2 separate regions of the Homo sapiens genome follow, and region 2 is linked to region 1. A link is a loop called in an ENCODE intact Hi-C map of the cell type or tissue named here. Cell type or tissue: IMR-90. All regions are shown on one strand.

Evidence for each region. A loop is a pair of places that touch in the nucleus more often than their neighbours do. Peaks named below come from ENCODE experiments on the same cell type or tissue, not always from the same donor. Only the 100,000 strongest peaks of a DNase experiment are listed, where the experiment ranks them.
Region 2: it touches region 1 in a loop (23-fold over the local background); 1 of 110 quality-filtered maps calls a loop at or near these places.

Annotation. Positions count from the first base shown.
Region 1 is chr15:40,188,623-40,192,622 of GRCh38, forward strand. All of the region lies in intron 8 of BUB1B (BUB1 mitotic checkpoint serine/threonine kinase B), which reads left to right. All of the region lies in intron 1 of LOC107984763 (a long non-coding RNA gene), which reads right to left. Among named protein-coding and RNA genes, the nearest start is that of BUB1B-PAK6, 27 kb to the right of the region's middle. RefSeq lists a silencer at 2,052-2,252. In IMR-90, no CTCF peak of the experiment used is centred here; a DNase peak (open chromatin) is centred at 2,159.
Region 2 is chr15:41,362,911-41,366,910 of GRCh38, forward strand. It overlaps NUSAP1 (nucleolar and spindle associated protein 1), which reads left to right. Exons shown (of 11, transcript NM_016359.5): 7 at 2,492-2,679. Among named protein-coding and RNA genes, the nearest start is that of NUSAP1, 32 kb to the left of the region's middle. In IMR-90, no CTCF peak of the experiment used is centred here; no DNase peak of the experiment used is centred here.

The DNA.
Region 1 (4,000 bases):
CCCAGGCTGGAGTGCAGTGGCGCCGTCTCAGCTCACTGTAACCTCCGCCTCCCGGGTTCAAGCAATTCTCCTGCCTCAGCCACCCGAGTAGCTGGCATTATAGACGCCCGCCACGACGCCCAGCTAATTTTTGTATTTTTAGTAGAGCCATGGTTTCACCATATTGGCCAGGCTGGTCTCGAACTCCTGACCTCGAGATCTGCCCGCCTTAGCCTCCCAAAGTGCCGGGATTACAGGCATGAGCCACTGCACTCAGCCTTTTAAAGCTTTTTTTTCTTTTTTTTTCTAAACTTCATCGAAATATAATTCCGTGGCTTTTAGTATGTTCACAGAGTTGTGCAACCCTTACCACAATCAATTTTAGAGCATTTTTATCACTCCAGAAAGAACCTTGTACCCATACCTGTAAGACTCGATTCCCCACCATTACCCCAATCCCCACCCTAGCAACCAACTGTTTTTTTCTCTATAGATAATTTACCAATTCTAGACATCTCGTGTAAATAATATAATATGTGGTCTTTGTTTTTTTTTGTTTGTTTGTTTTTTGTGTTTTAGACAGAGTCTTGCTCTGTCGCCCAGGCTGGAGTACATTGGTGCAATCTCTGCTCACTGCAACCTTCGCCTCTCCAGTTCAAGCATTTCTCCTGTCTCAGCCTTCTGAGTATCTGGGACTACAGGCATGTGCCACCACTCCTGGCTAACTTTTGTATTTTCAGTAAAGACAGGCTTTCACCACGTTGGCCAGGCTGGTCTCAAACTCCTGACCTCAAGTGGTCCGCCCACCTCGGCTTCCCAGACCGCTGGGATTATAGGCGTGAGCCACTGCGTCCAGGCAGTGTATGGTCTTTTCTAACTGGTTTCTTTCACTTAGGGTAGTGTTTTCAAGGTTCATCCACGTTGTGACATGTATCAGTACTTCATTATTTTTTATTGCCAAGTAGTATTCCGTTGTGTGGCTTCACAACATTTTATTTAACCATTCATCAGTTGATACAAATTTTAATTGTTTTCATTTTTTGGCTATTATGGATAATGCTGCTGTGAATACCGTGTATACATTTTTGTGTGGACATGTGTTTTCGTTTTTCTTGGCTGTATACCTAGGAGAGGAATTGCTGGATCGTGTGATTAACTCCATGTTTAATATTTTGAGGAACTGTCAAATTGTTTTCCAAAAAAGCTGTACCATTTTACCTTCTCACATTCCCCTAATGTACGAGTACTCCAATTCCTTCCCAACACTTGTTATTATGCTTTTTTGGTTATTGTCATTCTAACAGAGATGTGAAGTGGTATTTCGCTGGTTTTGATTTGCATTTTCCTGGTGACTAATGATGTTGAGCCTATTTTCATAGGTTTATTGGCCTTTTGTATATCTTCTTTGGAGAAATGACTGTTTAAATCCTTGGCCTATTTTTCCTTTGGATTACAGTAGTCCCTCCTTATCTGTAGGGGATACGTTCCAAGACTCCAGTGGATGCCCGAAACTTGATAGTACCAAACCATTTATATACTATGTTTTATCTTATACATGCACTGTGGCCATAACTTTTGCAGTTTGAGGTATGACAGCAAAACTAACTTTTTTTCCTTCTTCACAATTTCACTGATAGAAGATTCATTCTTACTGTAAATCTTATCAACTTCAGCATGTGATTTATTTTTTATTTTTATTTTATTTTTTTTAGTGAAAGTTGAGGCTGGGCATGGTGGCTGATGCCTTTAATCTCAGCACTTTGGCTCTGGGAGGCTGGGGCAGGAGGATTGCTTGAGACCAGGAGTTCAAGACCAGCCTGAGCAATATAGTGAGACCCCATCTCTACTAAAAATAAAAATACACTGGCTGGGCATAGTGGCACATGCCTATGGTTTCCGTTACTATGGAGGATGAGGTGGGAGGATTGTTTGTGCCCAGGAGTCTACGGCTGCAGTGAGCCAGGGTCACGCCACTGTACTCCACCCTAGGCAACAGATTCAGATCCTGTCTCTAAAAATAAAATAAAACAATAAAATAAAAGTTAAGAACTTTCACCTTTGGCATATCCAAATCATCAGCATCGCTACTCTTGTGCTTTGGGGCCATTATTAAGTATAATAAGGGTTACTTGAACACAAGAACTGCAATGCTGGGACAGCTGATCTGATACGAGTCAGCTGCTAAGTGACTAATATGTGGATGCTGAACAAAAGGATGATTCACATCCTAGGTGGAACAAAATGGGAATATATGGGATTTCATCAGGATAGTCAGAACGCCTTGTAATTTTTTTTTTTTTTTTTGAGACCGAGTCTCACTCTGTTGCCCATTCTGGAGTGCAGTAGTGCCATCGTGGCTCACTGCAACCTCAGCTTCCCGGGTTCAACCGATTCTTGTACCTCAGCCTCCCAAGTAGCTGAGATTACAGGCTTGTGCCATCACACCCAGGTAATTTTTGTGTTTTTAGTAGAGACGGGGTTTCGCCATATTGCCCAGGCTGGTCTCGAACTCTTGGGCTCAAGTGATCCACCCGACTCAGCATCCCAAAATGCTGGGATTACAGGCATGAGCCACTGCGCCTGGCCAGAATGACTTGTAATTTAAAACTGATGAATTATTTCTGGAATTTTTCACTTAATATTTTTGGACCACCATTGACCATAGATAACTGAAACTGCTGAAAATGAAACCATGAGTAAGGGGAAACTACTCTATTTGGTTTTTTATTGTTGAGTTTAAGAGTCTTTTATGTATTCTAGATACAACTTCTTTTCGGATACATGATTTGCAAATATTTTCTCCCATTCTGGGTTGTCATTTTATTTTCTCAATGATCTCTTTTGAAGACCAAAAGTTATTTAAAATTTTGATGAAATGCAATTTATCTGTTTTTTAAAATTTTGTCCCTGAGCTTTCACTGTCATATCTAAGAAGGCTCTGACTAATCCAAAGTCATGAAGATTTGCTTTTATACATTTTCTTCTAGGAGTTTTATAGTTTTAGCTCTTATATTTAGGTCTGTGATCCATTCTTAGCTAATTTTTGTGTATGGTATAAGGAAGGAGTCCAAATTCATTTTTCTTCATGTGGATATCCAGTGGTCCCAGCACCACTTGTTGAAGACTACTCTTTTGCTATTGAATGGTCTTGGCACTCTTGTTGAAATATCAGTTGACCAAAATGTATGAATTTATTTCTAGACTCTTAATTCTATTCCATTGATCTTTTTGTCTATCCTTATGTCAATACCACACAGTCTTTTTTTTTTCCCCTACACGATCTCGATTACTGCAGATTTGTAGTAACTTTTGAAATTGAGAAGGATGAATCCAACTTTGTTCCTCTTTTTAAAGATTGTTTTGACTATTCTGATTCTCTTGTAATTCCTTATACATTTTAAGATTAGCCTGTCAATTTCTGCAGAAAAGCCAGCTGGAATTTTGATAGTGATTCTGTTGAATCTGTAGGTTAATTTAATGATATTGACATCTTAAAAATATTAAGTCTTCTGGTCCATGAACATAGGATGTCTTTCCAGTTATGTATGTCTTTGAATTCTTTCAGTGTTTTGTAGGTTTCAGAATACAAGTTTTGCACTTCTTTTTCTTTAATTAATAGACTTTATTTTTTAGGGCAGTGTTAGCTTTGCAGAAAAATGGAGTAGAAAGTACAGAGAGTTCCCACATACTCCATCCCCACCCCTCAACCCTGTACACAGTTTTTCCTATTACTAACATCATGCATGAGTGTGGTACATTTGTTATAATTGATGAACCAATATTGATACATTATTATTGGTTAAAGTTCTTTGTTTACATTAGGATTCACTCTAATGTGTTTTACAGTTCTGTGTGTTTTAACAAATACATAATATTATCTATCCATCATTACGGTGTCATTCAGAATTGTTTCATTGTCCCAGAAATCCCCTTTGCTCCATTTGTTCATCCCTTTCTCTCTCTCCCCAAATCCCCTGTAACTATTGATCTTTTCATTGTCTTTATAGTTCTGCCCTTTCCA
Region 2 (4,000 bases), 1.2 Mb after region 1:
TGCTGTGAGCTGAGATCGGGCCACTGTCCTCCAGGCTCAGTGACAGTGAGACCCTGTCTCAAAAAAATGTATAGACATATATACTTATATATATGGCTGGGCACAGTGGCTCACGCCTGTAATCCCAGCACTTTGGGAGGCTGAGGTGGGTGGATCACCTGAGGTCAGGAGTTCAAGACCAGCCTGCCCAACATGGCGAAACCCCGTCTGTACTAAAAATACAAAAATTAGCCAGACGTGGTGGCAGATGCCTGTAATCCCAGCTGCTCTGGGTGCTGACCAGGAGAATTGCTTGAACTCAGGAGGCGGAGATTGCAGTGAGCCAATATCACGCCATTGCACTCCAGACTGGGCGACAGAGCAAGTCTCCATCTAAAAAAAAAAAAAAAAAAGATCTTGCCTGTCTGTGTGTGTGTCTCTCTCTCTCTCTATATATATATACAATTTTTATATAAAATTATATACATATATATATATTTTTTTAGACAGAGTCTCACCCTGTCACCCAGGTGGTAATTCAATGGTGCAGTGATGGTTCACTGTAGCCTCAACCTCCTGGGCTCAGGTGATCCTCACACCTCAGCCTCCTTAGTAGCTGGGACAATAGTCATGCACTACTACACCCAGCTATTTTTCAGTTTTTTGTAGAGACAGGCCTCCCTATGTTGTCCAGGCTGGTCTCAAACTCCTAGGCTCAAGCGGTCCCCCCTCTTCTGCCTCCCAAAGTACTGAGATTATAGGCATGGGCCACCAGATTATGTTTATTTCTAGTCCCTGTATTTAATTCTTAACCTACATTTTTATTTTTCTAAATATTAATTTCAATTGTCATATCTCAGTTGACAGGCAATAAAGTTAATTTTTTCTGCTTGCAACAGATGTTAGACTAATGATAATAAGATATTCAATTACTCTTTGTGCCTTGACAATATCTAAGACAGATACCCTAAGTGAAACCCTTCAAGCATTTATTTCCTTCCCTCTTTTTGTTTTTTGTTTTAAAGGACTTCAAAAAGCTATTGTTTGGGGATAGAGGGAGAGGATAGAATTATTTGTAGATTCCACATGTTAAATATATAATAGGTTCTTTAGGTTTGTTTTTGTAGAGACAAGATCTCCTAATGTTGCCCAGGCTGGTCATGAACTCCTGGGCTTAAGCGATCCTCCTGCCTCAGCCTCCCAAAGTGCTGAGATTGCAGGTTGTGAGCCACTACACCTGGCCTAAGTTTATATTTAATAAACTGTATATAACGTCTCAAAGCTTCCGTATTTCCAAAATAATCTTTTTTTCTTCCTTTGTGGCTACAAGGGACTGTTTTTCTACATTATGTCTCTAGTTAGAAAATGTCTGGCTAGGCTGGGCGTGGTGGCTCACACCTGTAATCCCAGCAGTTTGGGAGGCTGAGGCAGGCAGATCACAAGGTCAGCAGTTCAAGACCAGCCTGGCCAACACAGTGAAACCCCGTCTCTACTAAAAATACAAAAATTAGTCGAGTGTGGTGGTGGGTGCCTGTAGTCCCAGCTATTTGGGAGGCTAAGGCAGGAGAATCGCTTGAACCTGGGAGGCAGAAGTTGCAGTGAGCTGAGACCATGCCATTGCACTCCAGCCCAGGTGAAAGAAAGAGACCCCGTCTCATTTAAAAAAAAAGAAAGAAAGAAAAGATAATGCCCAGATAGCTGGGCACAGTGGCTCACGCCTGTAATCCAAACACTTTGGGACACCAAGGCAGGCAGATCACTTGAGGTCAGGCATTTGAGACCAGCCTGGCCAACATGGCAACATCCTGTCTCTACTAAAAATACAAAAATTAGCTGGGCATGGTGGCAGGTGCCTATAATCCCAGCTACTCAGAAGGCTAAGGTGGGAGGATCGCTTGAACCTGGAAGGTGAAGATTGCAGTGAGCCCATATTGTGCCACTGCACTTCAGCCTGGGCAACAGAGCCAGACTCTGTCTCAAATAAAAAAAAAAAAGAAAGAAAATGCCTGGGTCCATAGCAGCCGGGAAAGGCTTTCTTGTAACTCCTTACTCAGCCTCAACTGGAAATTGCTCTTTATAACAGAATCCCCATAGCAATAAATGGCAGGTAACTGTGGAGCCAGCCAGACAGGTAGAATAGGATGAGGTGAGGTAGTGAGGAAAGAAAAGATTCCAAATGGAGTTACAAATGAGGAATGAAACAGGGATAAATGGAAACGCTCTTCTGAACTTTGCCTAGGAGACAATACTGTATCAGAGGCCAAGTCTTTTTGTTTGTTTTTTGTTTTTGTTTTTTGAGATGTAGTCTCGCTCTGTTGCCAGGCTGGTGTGATCTCGGCTCACTGCAACCTCCGCCTCCTGGGTTCAAGTGATTCTCCCGCCTCAGCCTCCTGAGTAGCTGGGACTATAGGCACATGCCACAACGCCCGGCTAATTTTTGTATTTTTAGTAGAGATGGGGTTTCACCATGTTGGAGAGGCCAAGCTTTTAAAATGATGCATTTTCTCTTCAGCAGCAGCCCATCAATAAGGGAGGGGTCAGGACTCCAGTACCTCCAAGAGGAAGACTCTCTGTGGCTTCTACTCCCATCAGCCAACGACGCTCGCAAGGCCGGTCTTGTGGCCCTGCAAGTCAGAGTACCTTGGGTCTGAAGGGGTCACTCAAGCGCTCTGCTATCTCTGCAGCTAAAACGGGTGTCAGGTAAAGAAATCACTCCAAAATGTAATCATGAACAAGATTTCACATGGACTATATAAAAAAAAAATTTTTAATTGGCAAATAATATTCGTACATACTCATAGGGTACATAGTGATGTTTCTTTTCTTTTCTTTTTCTTTTTTTTTTTTTTGAGATGAGGTCTCGCTCTGTCGCCCAGGCTGGAGTGCAGTGGCGCAATCTCAGCTCCCTGCAACCTCCGCCTCCCAGGTTCAAGTGATTCTTCTGCCTCAGCCTCCCGAGTAGCTGGGACTACAGGTACGTGCCACCATGCCCGGCTAATTTTTTGTATTTTTAGTAGAGACGGGCTTTCATCATGTTAGCCAGGATGGTTTCGATCTCCTGGCTTCATGATCTGCCCACCTCAGCCTCCCAAAGTGCTGGGATTACAGGCGTGAGCCACCACGCCCGGCCCATAGTGATGTTTCAATACATATATTGTATTGTAGTCAGATCAGGGTAATTAGCATATCCATCATCTCAAATAGTTATCATTGCTTTATATTTAGTATCCTCCTTCTAGCTGTTTGAAACCACCATGCGCAGCTAATTTCACAAGGTCTCACTACGTTGTCCAGTCTGGTTTTGAACTCTTGGGCTCAAGTGATCATCCCACCTTGGCCAACCAAAGTGCTGGGATTACAAACGTGCCATTGCACCCAACCTTTCTTTTTTTTTCTTTTTTCTTTTTTTTTTTTTTCTTCATTCAGAGTCTCACTCCATTGCCCAGGCTGGAGTGCAGTGACGAGATCTTGACTCACTGCAACCTCTGCCTCCCAGGTTCAAGCGATTCTCAGCCTCCCGAGTGGCTGGGACTACAGGCACGTACCACCACACCCGGCTAAGTTTTTATTTTAGTAGAGACGGGGTTTCACCATGTTGGCCAGGCTGGTCTTGAACTCCTGACCTCAGGTGATCTACCTGCCTTGGCCTCCCAAAGTGCTGGGATTACAGGCATGAGCCACCGCGCCTGGCCGCACCCAGGTATATGTACCTCTTAAATTTCTCATTCAAATCATGAATTGTTTTCCTGATTTCATTGACTTGTCTGTATTCTCTTGTGTATCTCACTGAGTTCCCTTAAGATTATTATTTTGAATTCTTTTTCTGGTATTTCATATATTTCCCTATGAATAGGGTTACTGGAGAATTACCATTTTTCTTTGAAGGTGACTTGTTTCCCTACATTTTCATGGTTTATGTGTCCTTGCATTGATTTCTACACATCTGTTAGGAAAGTCACCTCTTCCAATTTTATAGAGGAGGTTTCATAGGGAAGAACATACTCATATGAATAGGTCTTAG